Linked DNA regions of Homo sapiens: region 2 is linked to region 1. Evidence: chromatin loops called from intact Hi-C (ENCODE). Cell type or tissue: prostate gland. All regions are shown on one strand. Each heading gives the region's core, and the rest is flanking DNA. Links, peaks and the distances in the headings are about the cores only.

The links. Peaks named below come from ENCODE experiments on the same cell type or tissue, not always from the same donor. Only the 100,000 strongest peaks of a DNase experiment are listed, where the experiment ranks them.
Region 2: it touches region 1 in a loop (3.0-fold over the local background); 7 of 110 quality-filtered maps call a loop at or near these places.

What each region holds. Positions count from the first base shown.
Region 1 is chr9:72,450,484-72,458,933 of GRCh38, forward strand. No RefSeq gene overlaps it. Among named protein-coding and RNA genes, the nearest start is that of TMC1, 67 kb to the right of the region's middle. RefSeq lists an enhancer at 4,329-5,100. In prostate gland, for the core only: no CTCF peak of the experiment used is centred there; a DNase peak (open chromatin) is centred at 4,888.
Region 2 is chr9:72,573,570-72,582,019 of GRCh38, forward strand. It overlaps TMC1 (transmembrane channel like 1), which reads left to right. Exons shown (of 24, transcript NM_138691.3): 2 at 4,333-4,454. LOC101927191 (a long non-coding RNA gene) reads right to left here and starts at 3,960. Exons shown (of 5, transcript XR_242619.5): 1 at 3,849-3,960; 2 at 3,537-3,672. In prostate gland, for the core only: no CTCF peak of the experiment used is centred there; DNase peaks (open chromatin) are centred at 2,967, 4,062, 4,942 and 5,822; H3K4me3 peaks cover 1,223 bases; H3K27ac peaks cover 3,515 bases.

The sequences.
Region 1 (8,450 bases), core at 109-8,108:
ATTTTCAAAGTCTTAAAATGCATTCTGGATACCAACTACTCAATAAATATTAGTTAAATTAAAATATATAGAAATCAGAAAATCTTCATTTTGTTGTGCCTTAAGGGTGATTGAACACTCATAGTATACCAAAGATATTATGCACCATGACCCAAATGTAACTCTCTCTCTGGTGACTTTCCGCTTTTCCAACTAAGTTAAGAATGTAGAGAATCTTCATAAATAGTGCCTTTGTCAAGAAATAACTAAAATCATAGCAGAACTGAAGGAAATAGAGACACAAAAAACCCTTCAAAAAATTAATGAATCCAGGAGCTGGTTTTTTGAAAGGATCAACAAAATTGATAGACCACTAGCAAGATTAATAAAGAAGAAAAGAGAGAAGAATCAAATAGACGCAATAAAAAATGATAAAGGGGATATCACCACCGATCCCACAGAAATACAAACTACCATCAGAGAATACTACAAACACCTCTACATAAATAAACTAGAAAATCTAGAAGAAATGGATAAATTCCTCGACACATACACCCTCCCAAGACTAAACCAGGAAGAAGTTGAATCTCTGAATAGACCAATAACAGGCTCTGAAATTGTGGCAATAGTCAATAGCTTACCAACCAAAAAGAGTCCAGGACCAGATGGATTCACAGCCGAATTCTACCAGAGGTACAAGGAGGAATTGGTACCATTCCTTCTGAAACTATTCCAATCAATAGAAAAAGAGGGAATCCTCCCTAACTCATTTTATGAGGCCAGCATCAACCTGATACCAAAGCCGGGCAGAGACACAACCAAAAAAGAGAATTTTAGACCAATATCCCTGATGAACATTGATGCAAAAATCCTCAATAAAATACTGGCAAACCGAATCCAGCAGCACATCAAAAAGCTTATCCACCATGATCAAGTGGGCTTCATCCCTGGGATGCAAGGCTGGTTCAATATACGCAAATCAATAAATGTAATCCAGCATATAAACAGAACCAAAGACAAAAAACACATGATTATCTCAACAGATGCAGAAAAGGCCTTTGACAAAATTCAACAACCCTTCATGCTAAAAACTCTCAATAAATTAGGTATTGATGGGACGTATCTCAAAATAATAAGAGCTATCTATGACAAACCCACAGCCAATATCATACTGAATGGGCAAAAACTGGAAGCATTCCCTTTGAAAACTGGCACAAGACAGGGATGCCCTCTCTCACCACTCCTATTCAACATAGTGTTGGAAGTTCTGGCCAGGGCAATCAGGCAGAAGAAGGAAATAAAGGGTATTCAATTAGGAAAAGAGGAAGTCAAATTGTCCCTGTTTGCAGATGACATGATTGTATATCTAGAAAACCCCATTGTCTCAGCCCAAAATCTCCTTAAGCTGATAAGCAACTTCAGCAAAGTCTCAGGATACAAAATCAATGTGCAAAAATAACAAGCATTCTTATACACCAATAACAGACAAACAGAGACCCAAATCATGAGTGAACTCCCATTCACAATTGCTACAAAGAGAATAAAATACCTAGGAATCCAACTTACAAGGGATGTGAAGGACCTCTTTAAGGAGAACTACAAACCACTGCTCAAGGAAATAAAAGAGGATACAAACAAATGGAAGAACATTCCATGCCCATGGGTAGGAAGAATCAATATCGTGAAAATGGCCATACTGCCCAAGGTAATTTATAGATTCAATGCCATCCCCATCAAGCTACCAATGACTTTCTTCACAGAATTGGAAAAAGCTACTTTAAAGTTCATACGGAACCAAAAAAGAGCCCGCATTGCCAAGTCAATCCTAAGCCAAAAGAACAAAGCTGGAGGCATCACGCTACCTGACTTCAAACTATACTACAAGGCTACAGTAACCAAAACAGCATGGTACTGGTACCAAAACAGAGATATAGATCAATGGAACAGAACAGAGCCCTCAAAAATAATGCCGCATATCTACAACAATCTGATCTTTGACAAACCTGAGAAAAACAAGCAATGGGGAAAGGATTCCCTATTTAATAAATGGTGCTGGGAAAACTGGCTAGTCATATGTAGAAAGCTGAAACTGGATCCCTTCCTTACACCTTATACAAAAATCAATTCAAGATGGATTAAAGACTTAAACGTTAGACCTAAAACCATAAAAACCCTAGAAGAAAACCTAGGCATTACCATTCAGGACATAGGCATGGGCAAGGACTTCATGTCTAAAACACCAAAAGCAATGGCAACAAAAGCCAAAATTGACAAATGGGATCTAATTAAACTAAAGAGCTTCTGCACAGCAAAAGAAACTACCATCAGAGTGAACAGGCAACTTACAAAATGGGAGAAAATTTTCTCAACCTACTCATCTGACAAAGGGCTAATATCCAGAATCTACAATTAACTCAAATAAATTTACAAGAAAAAAACAAACAACCCCATCAAAAAGTGGGCGAAGGACATGAACAGACACTTCTCAAAAGAAGACATTTATGCAGCCAAAAAACACATGAAAAAATGCTCACCATCACTGGCCATCAGAGAAATGCAAATCAAAACCACAATGAGATACCATCTCACACCAGTTAGAATGGCAATCATTAAAAAGTCAGGAAACAAAAGGTGCTGGAGAGGATGTGGAGAAATAGGAACACTTTTACACTGTTGGTGGGACTGTAAATTAGTTCAACTATTGTGGAAGTCAGTGTGGCGATTCCTCAGGGATCTAGAACTAGAAATACCATTTGACCCAGCCATCCCATTACTGGGTATATACCCAAAGGACTATAAATCATGCTGCTATAAAGACACATGCACACGTATGTTTATTGCAGCTCTATTCACAATAGCAAAGACTTGGAACCAACCCAAATGTCCAACAATGATAGACTGGATTAAGAAAAAGTGGCACATATACACCATGGAATACTATGCAGCCGTAAAAAATGATGAGTTCATGTCCTTTGTAGGGACATGGATGAAATTGGAAATCATCATTCTCAGTAAACTATTGCAAGAACAAAAAACCAAACACCGCATATTCTCACTCATAGGTGGGAATTGAACAATGAGAACACATGGACACAGGAAGGGGAACATCACACTCTGGGGACTGTTGTGGGGTGGGCGGAGCGGGGAGGGATAGCATATAGGAGATATACCTAGTGCTAAATGACGAGTTAATGGGTGCAGCACACCAGCATGGCACATGTATACATATGTAACTAACCTGCACATTGTGCACATATACTCTAAAACTTAAAGTATAAAAATAATTAAAAATAAAATAAAAATAAATAAATAAATAAATAAATAAATAAATAAATAAATAGTGCCTTTGTTTTCACTTCTAAATAAGCCTCCAGGGAAGTACAGCCAGACGCATTTATCATGACATGTAAATCAGCAATATTAAAATTGGTGTTGTTGTTACCAATTAAAATTGGTGGTGCTGTTACCACTTGAAGTATTAGAAGAGCGGGGTTCAGCTGGGGTCCCTGCTGGTGCCAGTATGGTTCTGCTTTAACAGATGAAGATGTTAATAATTAACTTCATCAATGAGTACACATTCATGCAGCATTGGTCCTTCATTCTAAATGCATTTGGCTAATGTTGATTATGAGGCTGAATGTTCTTAGACAAATGCTTTTGCTTTGGTATATGATGAGTTAAACAGGATTAAAACTGTCTGCTTGTCTCTTATAAAAGGTAGCTTTCTACGTTATTTAAATATAATTTGTTCATGTGGTAACATAATGCTAGATGAACAACTAGGTTTCATTTCTGGGCTTTATTACTTCCAAAGTATAAGACTCTTGTCTAATCCTTGTAGCTTCTCCAATGCTCTGACTCCTCATTTATATAATTGAGTTGCTATCACTCATACTGGCTCACTAATAGTGGAGATAATACCTACCTGTGTTGAAGTCAGGATAAAGCGAGTTTATGAAGAATACATCCTGTTAGGCCCCTTCCTTTTTCAGTTTGTAAAGTATTATAAAATATAAAGGAACACTATTTTGAAATAATTTTTAACACTATATTAAGGCAGGACATATTGGACTAAAAGGTCTACTGTTGACAATCTATTAAAAAAAAAAAAGCAGAAGCAGCGACTCCTGTGTCCTTTGCCTCTTGAGTAGTTTGTGGATTACAAACAATGTACTGATTAGATCTTATGGATGTACTGGTTCTACTTCTAAACATTCTGGCTTTTCTTTTGCTTTCTACTGAAGAAAAGGAAATAGTTGAGATCTAGACATAATATAGGTTCTGATCTTCCAAAGCTCTCTATTTTACTTGGCTTCCTTCTTGACTCTGAAGTTAAATATAAGTTTCAAGATCTCACTCTTCATCTTATTGAATTATTTTGTAAACAATACAATCAAGTTTAGGAGGTTCATCTACACTTGTCTGTCTAAACATTCAAACCGCTCCATGGTGCCAGCATTTTTTCTTATAGACTTCTCTATAATGCCAAGGGCTCTTGGTCATCCTAGCAAAATGTCATTCATTGCTTTGTAGAAGACAACCTGAGTCTGTGCTTTGGTTGTTTGTTCTGGGCTTGGATTCCTGACACTGAAAAGGTTTAACACATACCATCGGTGGCAGTCAATTGGAAGACAGACAAACACAAAGCCATTCTCAAGGATTCTTCCTTTATTTCTGAAATACCTTTTGACTAGTGGAAAGGGGGTTGATCCTTTCCTTTTGTTTCTTTTAGTATGCTCACAGTGATGTAGAAAAGGAAAGAGAGACCATTGCCTCCAGAGGGTTTTTTTCTTTTCTCTCTCTTTTCTTCCACATGAAAGACTTCATTGTTCTACCTCAAATTTACTGCAAGCCCTGGGGAAAGTTGCAAAAGATCAAGAAAGAGAGAATGATTACTGGGGCACTTGGCAGAGTGGCAGGCTCTTGCTACACAGAAATACAATGATCTGTGAAAGTGGATCCCTGTTATATTTTAACAGTCTAATGGGGCTTGCTTTATCATTAGTGCCATTAGGACTGCTTGTACTGATTTAATCAGGAATGAAGGCTTTAAGCTGACTTTATATACCCACAATGCAACAGTTAGTTGGCAGCTGTGATTAGATTTAATTAGTCTAAGTGGAAAATGCGGCACTTTTTTCACCTCTTTTCCTACCCGATCTCCTACCTACAGTTTTATTTCTGGAACTTTTTCTCAAAGAATTGTTTTTGCTCCCCACTCCCCTTCCTCATTTCTTAGTTCTGGGGAATAAAGATGCAAATAAACACGTGAAGTCAAATGAGACTATGCACTTGGATACTCAGTATTGGTTCTTGCATTTTTTTTTGTTTTGATTTTTTTTCTTGGTTTTTGTTTTTGTATTCCTAAAGCACATGTAATCTGTGGTGCCTTTGTGGAGTTGTATGTTGACAATATTTCCCAAGTTAGGAATTTCAACATATGAGATTGTGACTATAAATCTGCAAAGAGGCTTAGGAGAAAAAAGGTATGATAGAGCCAGGGCTGCTGGTGGTAGTGGTGGTGGTGGTGGTTGTGTAGTGACCAGGAAAAGCTATTAGTTAATTAATTTGTTAGCATGCTATTATGAAGAACAGTGAATTATTAATTTGAGTAAGACTGCATTGTTTTTTTTTTTTTTTTGAGACAGAGTCTTGCTCTGCAGCCCAGGCTGGAGTGCAATGGCATGATCTCGGCTCACTGTGACATCTGCCTCCTGGGTTCAAGCGATTCTCCTGCCTCAGCCTCCCGAGTAGCTGGGATTACAGGCACCTGCCACCACACCCGGCTAAATTTTCTATTTTTAGTAGAGACGGGGTTTCATCATGTTGGCCAGGCTGGTCTCGAACTCCCGACCTCAGGTGATCCACCTGCCTCGGCCTCCCAAAGTGCTGGGATTACAAGCGTGAGCTACCGTGTATAGCTGCATTGTCTTAAGACTCTGTAATTACACACATGATAAACATCCAAATTGAATGGTAAAAATCTAGAGCTGTTTTGTGGGGATTTGACATGACTCTCATTTACTGGTGAGAGGCTGTGCTGGATTCATAGATTTGGGAACCCCTAGCAAGTGCTAGCAAAAATTCTGAGAGGGAATGAAGTCATGTAGAATAGGTGATGAGGAAGAACAATGGGTCAGGTCTGGAACTCTGTGGGATCCCAATATTTAATGATAAAATGAAGGAAAAGTATATGTGAGGAAACAAAATCAAAAAGGTTTGAAAATAAACCAATGGAATATATGGAAGTTTTGGAGTAAATATTTAAAAGTTCACGTAGACCAATTACCCAAGTGATTCCCCAAGGCAGTACCAGTCTGATCCTTCTGGGGTGGGGTGAAGATTTCCAGCAAGAAGGGAGCAGTGATGCTCCTCCTCAGGGGATGTTAAGCACCCACCACTCCTCTTTGGTGGAAGTAATCATGACATGTAGGGCTTAAAAGTAGTTCATTATTGGCCAGGAGCAGTGGCTCACGCCTGTAATCCCAGCACTTTGGGAGGCTGATGTGGGCAATCACAAGGTCAATAGATCGAGACCATCCTGGCCAGCGCAGTGAAACCCAGTCTCTACTAAAAATACAAAAATTTGGTAGGTGTGGTGGGGCATGCCTGTAGTCCCAGCCACTTGGGAGGCTGAGGCAGGAGAATTGCTTGAACCTGGGAGGCGGAGGTTGCAGTGAGCCATGATCACACTACTGCACTCCAGCCTGGCGACAGAGCTAGACTCCCTCTCAAAAAAAAAAAAAAGTAGTTCATTATTGTCAGAAGGCTGAGGCCCAAGTTGAAAGTGGAGTTAATACTGGTACACATTACTGATGCCAAATTAATTTTTTAGTAGATATGTTTCCAGTAGAAAGAAAATAGATAAGAAAAATAAACCAATAGGAGAATATGGAATCTGGTTCTAATTCTCCAGTTCCATTTTTAGACTTTTATTACATTATATTTTGACCCATTTTTATAAATATACACGAGTACACACCACACAAGCCTTGTACTTTTTGCAAAGTAAATATTACAATTTCTGATCTATTTCTATGGCAGATATTTTTGATGGTGTTACATGAGAATAGAGTAGTTACCAATGACCTTAGCCATCTTGGCAAAATATCTGGAAAAGTCAGCTGCAAGTTTGGTTTCTTGTTTATTTTTTCAGTCTTTATAGTATTTCAGTCATTTTTTTTTCTCTCAAGCTATTTTCTAGTTTCTGACCAATGCCCAAATGTGAGTCCCTGTGAATTCAATGGGCCATGTTTATAGAAAAATATTAGTTCTAAGTTTTCATTTTTCGGAAGAGACTTATATAAAATTGACATTGAAATGAAAAACAAACTAGTCTTTTTTTTTGTATGAAAACTTCAAAGTAAAACATTTCTAATTTTTTTATTTAGGTAATAAAAACGTTAGTCTCAGATAAGAGAAATTCTTTGCACTGCACTTGAAAACAGGTGAGGGAAAAGAGAAAATTAGGTCCTTCAAGGCACTTTATCCAATAGTGGCAGAATGGAATTCGCCAGTATAGGACGGAACATTGAACAGAGAGCATGAAATCTGTTCCTTTCCTTACTAATGAAGTAATCTTGGGAAGATATTCTAACTCTAGAGGGCTGCATTTTCTCATTTGTTAAATGATTGGGTTATACTAGCTACTTTTGTTATTGTTCACTCCAGTTCCTATGTCGTACAATTCCAGATAAGATTCATTACTTGGCATCCAATAATCTATACCATAGGTGCTCAGTTAATCAACATCCATTTAACCAATCCACTAGAGTAATCCATGCTCTCCATTGTCTCTGTAAAACTTGGACAATGCTTTTTGCAGAAAGCTAGCAGCCAGATGATTATTCTAGTACATTCATCCATTCCTTCCCCTATTGGTTGAGTTTTATGTTTACCAAGAGTCAGCTGAGTTTGTTCCCAGATCTGTTTATCTCAGTTATATTTATTATTGAAATTACATCATTTGTTAAATAGTGTAAAAGCCAAAGTAATATAAGTGTGAGAAAAAAAAAAGAGCTGTTTCTATGAGAAACTAATGCTTGGGATGAGTCTATAAGCATGTAATATAATCAGGTGTGAAGAAGACATCATAAAAAGCTAGAAAATACTGATAAATATCTAGAGAAGTCTATTTTTATATTTCTTCACAGCTGACCTTATTTTCTTATTCCACTTTAAAGAAACTGAAACTGGAGATCAAAGATGACGCTTTTATGTGAGAAAGCAATAGAACTCCAATCAAACTGTAAGAAAATGTTCTACAACGAAAGATTGATGAATGAATGCAGAGAGAAATAATTGATGCCAAAATATACTATTCAGCTATACTTGTATAATTTCTTAACTTTTCTCACTTTAACTTTTTTTTTGGATTAACCAACTAACTACCAATCCTGACTGTATTTGATTACAGGGAATTTAATTTGTCATATTGAAGTCAGGGCCAGGCTAACATTTCCTTTGTTCTC
Region 2 (8,450 bases), core at 400-8,399, 120 kb after region 1:
AGGGGGCAGGCAATAGATTCCTGTACAGGGTGGCTTAGCCAAAAGTGGCTGGTCTTGTTCTCATTTATATGGTTTATAATGATTCTAAATCATTCTCGGAGAAAAACAGACTCATTTCATCTCCCTTTAATTAGGATTTCTGTTACTGCAATATTTTAGTGGCATTTATGTCAAATGTTTTCTTTTGAGAACTTCTCCCTTTTACTGTCTTTTTTCTTTTATTTTAAACTTTTATTTTAGGTTAGGGGGTACATGTGAAAATTGGTTACATAGGTAAACTCATGTCAAGAGGGTTTGTTGTACGGATGATTCATCACCCAGGGATTAAGCTCAGTACTCAATAGTTATCTTTTCTGCTCCTCTCCCTCCTCCTACTTTCCACCCTCAAGTAGACCCCAGAGTCTGTTGTTTTCTTCTTTGTGTTCATAAGTTCTCATAATTTAGCTCCCACTTATATGTGAGAACACGCAGTATATGATTTTCTGTTCCTGCGTTAGTTTGCTGATGATAATAGCCTCCAGCTCCATCCATGTTCCTGCAAAAGCCATGATCTTGTTCCTTTTAATTTACTTTTTGCTATTCTGATTAGAGAGTGGCCATGCTCCATGCTCCATATGGATATTCTTTGGAAACAAAGCATTTTTGAAATGGTAGGATTGGGGCTAGTAAAAGAGAACAGAAAGAATTGTGAACAGGGTCTCCTCCAGTACAGATGGTTAAAGAACACAAATAGGGAAGTGTGATGAGTGACCTCCATTTAATTGGGCGCCCAAGCTCTTGGCTGCTCCAGCATGGGTTGCCATCCTGACTGATCCCTTGGCTCAGAAACAGATATGGTGCTATCAGGAAAGCAAGGCCAATATCTGAATATTGCAGCAGAGACTGCTCCCATTTCAGAAAGCAACCCAGATTAAAGTTGATGATTCAGTTTCAATAAATGCTTCCTTTTTTATAAAAGGCATTTAACATCACTCTTTCCCCTGGTAATATGGAATTAGCTTTTGGGATCAACTGGAAAATGTCAGAGGGCGATTGTAAAAGGCCACCTGCTAACCACAGGAAGCTGGGCTGATACAGAATGCCAGGTTAACTTAAGGTCGATAATGGTTACTTCCTTGTCACTTTTTACATGCATCCTTGCTCTGCAGTGGGGGTCATAAGAAGTAAGATGCATGCAAGGTGAATTTCTAGAAGTCAGCTTCTCTGAGAAGTATTCTCTGACCATACATTCCTACTAGTCCCCACATACGCTGCTGATCTCCCCATCTTCACCCCCATTGTTGAAATTGCTCCCTCATTGTAACTGTTCACTCATCTGTCTCCACCATAAAGCTTAGGCTCCTAGAAAGTCAGGACCAGAGCTAGTACAGTGCCCCATGTTCTTATGGAATGATTTTAGTGCCTTGAGTTTGGTGTGGTGACCAGAGCTGGTGGCCAACTGTCGTGAGGCCCCAGTCCTTCTTTTTGTCATGCTTTCCCTCCCAGCCCCTCCTTGACCACTCTTTCACCTCCATCTTTCTACTTATATAGAGACAAATAATAAGATGCTTGTACAAAGGGTGTACTTGTATTATCCCATTTGTGTTGATATTCCACAACAGCAAATTAGGTTTTTTTGTTTGTTTGTTTTTTGATGGAGTCTTGCTCTGTTGCCCAGGCTGGAGTGCAATGCGTGATCTCGGCTCACTGCAACCTCTGCCTCCCGGGTTCAAGTGATTCTCCTGCCTCAGCCTCCCGAGTAGCTAGGACTACAGGCACCCACCACCAAGCCCGGCTAATTTTTGTATTTTTAGTACTGACGGGGTTTCACCATATTGGCCAGGCTGGTCTTGAACTCCTGACCTCAGGTGATCTGCCCGCCTCGGCCTCCCAAAGTGCTGGGATTACACGTGTGAGCCACTGTGCCTGGCCTGATAAGGTTTAAAGATTAAATACCATGTCGTTAAATTTGCAAATCTCTCGAATAGGAAAATCAGGAACAATGACAACATTCGGAGCTTCCCAGAAGGTAACAACTATGGGGAGTTTTGTGGGCATCTGAGAGAAGCACACACACAGATGGTTTGCCTTTCATTGGTCCATTCTTGCCCAGAAGGCGACACTAACTGAAACAAAGAAGCCTCATATGAGAAGGACATGGGGTCACAGCAGCTTTTGGGGTGGCCCTGGGTCCTTGATCTGGTCTTTCTCTGGCTCATTTTGTATTGCTCACTTTGTTACTTCACAATCCAGGGCTTGTGACATTTTTCTTCTCTGGAGTGGAAATGACAGAGCTGCAGAACACAAGTTTCTGATTGGTTCCTATGAGTCAGGAAAGAGGGCCAGTTGAAACTGGGCTCACACACACACACACACACAAACTAGGCTCACATGTGTTTTCCCATCAGCTAAACAAGTTTTCAGAAGTACAGAAATAACTCGTTGGGGAAGGGGACCCAGGACAATGACAATGTTTTTGATGGTAATGTCTGCAGAAGTAAGGCAGGTTTCCTCTGTGCCTGAAAAGATGGCACCATTTGAGGAGATGGCATACTCGTGGTGGAATCTTCATTAAGATGTCAAACTAAGCTGTAGGAAATCAACTCTAGAAAACAGCTCTAATGTGAGAAAACATATATCCAGTTTTATAGAGCAAGAGCTGTGATCATGGTGACATTTAACAACTGTATTAGTTGGCCAAGAGGGTAAAAATATACTTGACCTCTTAGAGCACCATAAATACTCTCAGCTTGTGGGCCAACTGTGTCATGGTCTTTTTTCTAGCCCCTCCTCTTTCTCCCTTCCTTCTTGTCTCTCTCCTCCTCTCTCTTCCCTCCCCTTTCTCCTTTCTGACCCTCTTTTCTCTTCTCTATCTTCTCGAACCTTCCCTTCCTCCTCTCCTTTAGGTGCTCAGCACCTCTTTGATTCAATAAACATTTACGGAGCTCCTTCTTGTGCCAACGACTGTACACAGAGCTGGGATGTCAAGATGAATCAGTTACATTTCCTGCCCAATGCCAAGGGATGGCTTGATGGGTTTTGACCAGCCCCTCCCTGGACTCCCAATTTCTTTTTTTTTTTTTTCTTTTTTTTTTTTAGACGGAGTCTTGCTCTGTTGCCAGGCTGGAGTGCAGTGGCACGATCTCGGCTCACTGCAGTCTCTGTCTCCCTCCCAACTTCAAGCGATTCTCCTGCTCAGCCTCTCGAGTATCTGGGATTGCAGGCATGCGCCACCACACCCAGCTAATTTTTTTGTATTTTTAGTAGAGACAGGGTTTCACCATGTTGGCCAGGGTGGTCTGGATCTCCTGACCTCGTGATCCACCCGCCTTGGCTTCCCAAAGTGCTGGGAATACAGTCATGAGCCACCGCGCCCGGTGCCCTGGACTCCCAATTTCTACCTCCTGGAACGTGCTTTACTCACCAGCCTTGGTGTTATTCTGCAATATGGCCAACTGGGATTTTTTTCAATCTTACAGAAATTATTCTCGGAAATGTTTGCTATTTTTTTTTAATGAAGCTACAGCATACAATTTAAGGATAAATAATGTACTTACTCTGCAGCTATTGTTTCAAGTCAAATCCGCTGATTACTCCTCCAAAATTCTTTTCTTAATAAAATCTCTGACCCTTTCCTCTTCCTGTTAGAACTTCTGGAGCTACCATTGTTCCTCCTCTTGGGCTGCTCATAACCTAGGGGAGTCACAGTGAAATTACTTGCTTTAAAATTCTTTAATCACTCTGCGAGTTGTTAGGAAAAGCTGACACATCTGATTTGGAAACTCCCACTCCAGTGGACTGTTGTGCCTCAGCACACAGGGACGGGTGGAGCAAAGGAACAAGAAGCCAAAAACTCTCAGGGCACTTACTATGATTGTGTAAAAGAGAGACTCATCAATTAACACAGGTACTGGCAAGTGCACTTCATAATGCCTCCATTTCTAGACAGATCAAAAACAGTGTGCCCTGTCAATAAATGCTGAGTTTCTGTAGCAGCCTGATTGAGATCAGCTAACCTTTAGGCCAAAAGCGGGATTCTTCCTTGCTGAAGCTTTTGGCAAAGCATATTGAGCTTCATGCCAGGGATTAGATTAACTCTTGCAAAACTGGTTCACCAGGAACAATGACTCAGTGTTTTTTTTTTAGTATCCGGCATATTGTGTGGAGCAGCTATAAATATATTTACAAGCTGGAGTTTCAAGGGAGGGGAGTAATAGCTTGCTGAAAAACATGCCAACTGAGTTATGGGTCTTCACGCAGCCAGCATGCTGTGTTTTGGGCTCTGCCTCTTGTAATTTTTAGAAATTAATTAGTTTATTCTTTATTTATATTTATTTATTTATTTATTTTCAGATGGGATCTTACTCTGTTGCCCAGGCTGGAGTGCAGTGGTGCGATCTCGGCTCTCTGCAACCTCCGCCTCCCAGGTTCAAGTGATTCTCCTGCCTCGGCCTCCTGAGTAGCTGGGATTTCAGGTATGCCTCACCATGCCTGGCTGATTTTTGTATTTTTAGTAGAGGCAGGGTTTCACCATGTTGGTCAGGCTGGACTTGAACTCCTGACCTCAAGTGATCCACCTAAGGGTACTGGGATTACAGGCATGAACCACTGCACCCGGCCTGTTGGTTGTAATTTTATTTTCCTCCTCAAGGACTTTGAGCACATTATCTTCTCTTTAATAACTTGTTTCCACCCTCCTTTGTGCACGCGCGCACGCGTGTGTGTGTGTGTGTGTGTGTGTGTGTGTGTGTGTGTGTATTTTCTGATCTCCCTACGGGGGCAGAGAGTCTCAAGCAGGTATGTCCATGTTATTAACATACTGTCTGCTTATTAACTAACTGCACCAATGATGAAAGCCAACTGACAAACAAGTGATGCTCTTATCCCTCCTTCGCAAGCAATGAATCTGAAAGCCAAGAGAAGTTTTCCTTTCAACAGGAAGTGTTTTGGAGTCCGAACAACTCTGCATTTAGACAGTGCAGCTTTTAGTTACAGATCTTGGCAATGGGGCAGGCAGAGGGAGCGGCAACTACAGACTTTGCCGTAGGACTGTTTTCTATGGAGTGTGTGTGCTCTGACGAGCTAGTGACAGGAGGGAGGTTACAAAAGCATTTACTGAAATAAGGATTTCTAATAGAGGAGCTTTTTAAAAGTATTAAATATGCTAATGTGCCTAGGGCATAGTCAACAAAGAGTTATAATACATGTCATTTTTCATATTTATCAAGGAAACCATGTCACCCGCAGCCTTTCTCAATTTCTGGCATTCTGAGAAACACACTGTAGTGGTGCCTGAGGGTCTGGGGAAAGAAGAATAGAATGAATGGGGCATCTCAGAATCGTAAACTCCCCCAGTTGTAGTTCCTTTCGATGTTGGTCGTTGGATGAATTTCCAGTTTCTACTATTGTGGTTGGATTGGGGAGAGTAGCTCAAATTGGGAATTGCTTTTTGAGGATCTAGGGCTTCTGGAATTCTCCCAGTTTCTTTTTACCTCTTTATGCTATCTTGTCTACTTTGAAAAATCAGTAGCATCCATTTGATTGCAGAGCTGAATCTTTCTATACAGTGAGGAGTTGTAATCACATTACTTATAACCTGCTTATTTAACTTTTTAAAGGTGCAAGTCATTGTAACCTAAGTATTTACTCACACTGATCCTTAATATACTCCCCTTTCTTATCTGCAAGCTTCTTTCTCTGGTTTCTCCTAACTCTGTTACTGCTCATGAGTTTAAAACTTTGTCTTCTCAGTTCCTGGCTTCACCTGTTTGGTCTCTGCTCTCCAGGACTCTGCCTTGGAAATCTGACTCACACTTCTATATGTCCCTGGGGCTCAACTTCGGGCCTGGCGCCAGAATCACCCAGGCTCCAAGCAAGCCTTGTAGACTCCACTCAGTCCTTTGACTCAAGGAAATCTCCACTTCTAAATGGCTCTCCGGTTGATTCTGATGCCAGTCCAGGGTTGAGAACCACCGCTTTAGCTTCTAGACACACAGCCCCCTCCCCTTTTTCCTGGAGCCCCTCTTGGGTCATGATTCTATTTTCCCTATTTCTGTACTCAGAAGGGATAAAAATGGAAGTGTATGTGAAGTTGCTACTACGTCCCAGGTGCTTTAAATATGTTATTTTATTCAATCTTCACAACAGTCTTATGCAGTCTCTATTTTTATTTTAAGAATGAGGAAAACAATACTTGGGTGCAGTGGCTTATGTTTGTAATCCCAGCACTTTGGGAGGCCAAGGTGGGTAGATCACTTGAGCCCAGGAGTTCAAGACCAGCCTGGGCAACATGGCATAACCCTGTCTCTACCAACAATACGAAAATTAGCCAGTCTCATAACCTGGTCTATAAATAAATAAATAGATAAAAATTTAAAAATAAAATAATTTAAAAAGAAAAGAATGAGGAAAACAAGATTCAGAGAGCCTTGGTCATCTTCCCAAAGGTGCACAATTAAGAAATGGCTAAGCAGGGGTTCTGACTCAGATCTGTCAGCATCTACAGCTTTGCTATTTAAAAGAGCGTGGTCCGTGGACTAGCAGAATCAGTGTCACCTGGGATCTTGGTAGAAACACAAATACTTGAGTGCCATCTCAGACGTACTGAATCAGTTTCTTCAGGGGTAGGGTCCAGGAATATGCATTTTATGAAGGCCTCTAAATGTTTCTCAAAGTTTAAGAAGCATGGGGAACTATATCTTTTCCTACTATATAGTCTTATCTCTTTCCTTGTTTCTTTACTCCAAAGTATTGCCTTATTTCTTTCCCAGAAACCTCACTATCAGCTCACTGTGCAGCCTTACTCATATCTTCCTCAACCAGCAGTTTTATTACACACACCCTTCTCATTTCCTCACATTGCTCATGGTATCTGACTGAGTACAGGGATCCAACCTGGCTTTGGGTTTTGCACTGTCTTGCCTCAGTCTCTTAATTTCTTCCTATGTACATTTTAAGATATTGAAGACACTAACTTCCAAACCTCTTCTCTAAATCTGACAGTGAAGCAGTGTGTGTGTGTGTGTGTGTGTGTGCATGCCAGTGCATACACCACACATACAAGCACATACACAGAGTTAAGTTTGGTCACATTTACTTCATTAATTGATATATACCACAACTGAGAAAAACTTACTGGCATTCTGCTCCAAGCTTGAATTCCCAGACGAAAAACAAACAAGCAAACAAACAACTCCTCCTTACACAAAAATATCTAGTGGCCTTGGAAAATTCCATTTAACATTAAATTGTGTCTCTTCAAAGTGAAGCAGGGTGGGCAGATTTTTGAACATGAATCTACTGATAACACAACACCTCTTCAAAACTAGAATCTCATTCAGGGTTAAATGATGTCCAAGTCAAACCTGAGATGCTAGCATGATGCCCCATCCTCAGTCAGAGGTTTCAGGGTGGCAAACAACTTTTGCTCACTCTCCTCTGCCTCTCTCTATATTTGCAGAAAGTCCAGCTTTCACTGCAAAAGTTCGATAACTCTGTAAAACAGTTTGATCCTAACTTCAAAAGAATTTTTATGCTATTTGGAATACATAAAAAATGAATTTATTCCAATACTTTAGCCCCATAAATAATGCATAATGATTGGTGAAAGATTAGCATTTTGGAGTTCAAGTACTTAAAGCTTTCTTGGATGGATAATGCATCACCCTTAACTAGCATAAGGGGAAATAGAAGGTTGACAAGGAAAACTTAATTTAGGGTTCTTTATTTATTTTTCTCTAGTTATGTTTACCTTCCCAGGTTGTTTTATTAATGCCACTTTTCACAAGGATATTTCATGAATAAATATCAGGTTGTATCTCTGGCCATCTGTGATGATCACGTTTTTATTTTTAATGAGTTGCTCATGGATTATATCCTAACTGGAATTGCAGTCAGTATATTGAGATGCATTGACTCCATTTCTGTCTTTCATTCTTCTTTCTCAATGTATTCTCACTGGATTAGCACTCTTAGCCCTGAGGACTCTTGGGCCAGTTTTATTACTAAAAGAAGAATTACAGTTTTGCTACACAGTGACCTTGCAAGAAGTATCAGCACAGCTCAATTTCAAATTCTCCTCAAATATCAAATATGTTCTTGGTATATTTTGCTTAGCAGTTTATTGCCTTCTCATCTCCACTGTTTTTCCTGAGTAACAGCTCAGAAATCTATAAATAAAACTTAATAATGGGGAGTGACTCAAAAGTCTGGTTATTTTTATTAGTAAACTATTTTAGGGGTGAACACTTCACATTTTACATTCTCATGCTCCACAGTGCTGAAAATAGTCTGAATTTTTTTTGTGTGTTAGGTTGATGAGAATATTTTTGAGATGACTAGCAGAAAACAGAATCATTAAAACAGTGCTATCAGTTTTCATGTTGAATAACTTTACAGGAAATGATAGCATCTTTTTTTCTTTTTTTGAGACGGAGTTTCGCTCTTGTTGCTCAGGATGAAGTGCAATGGCG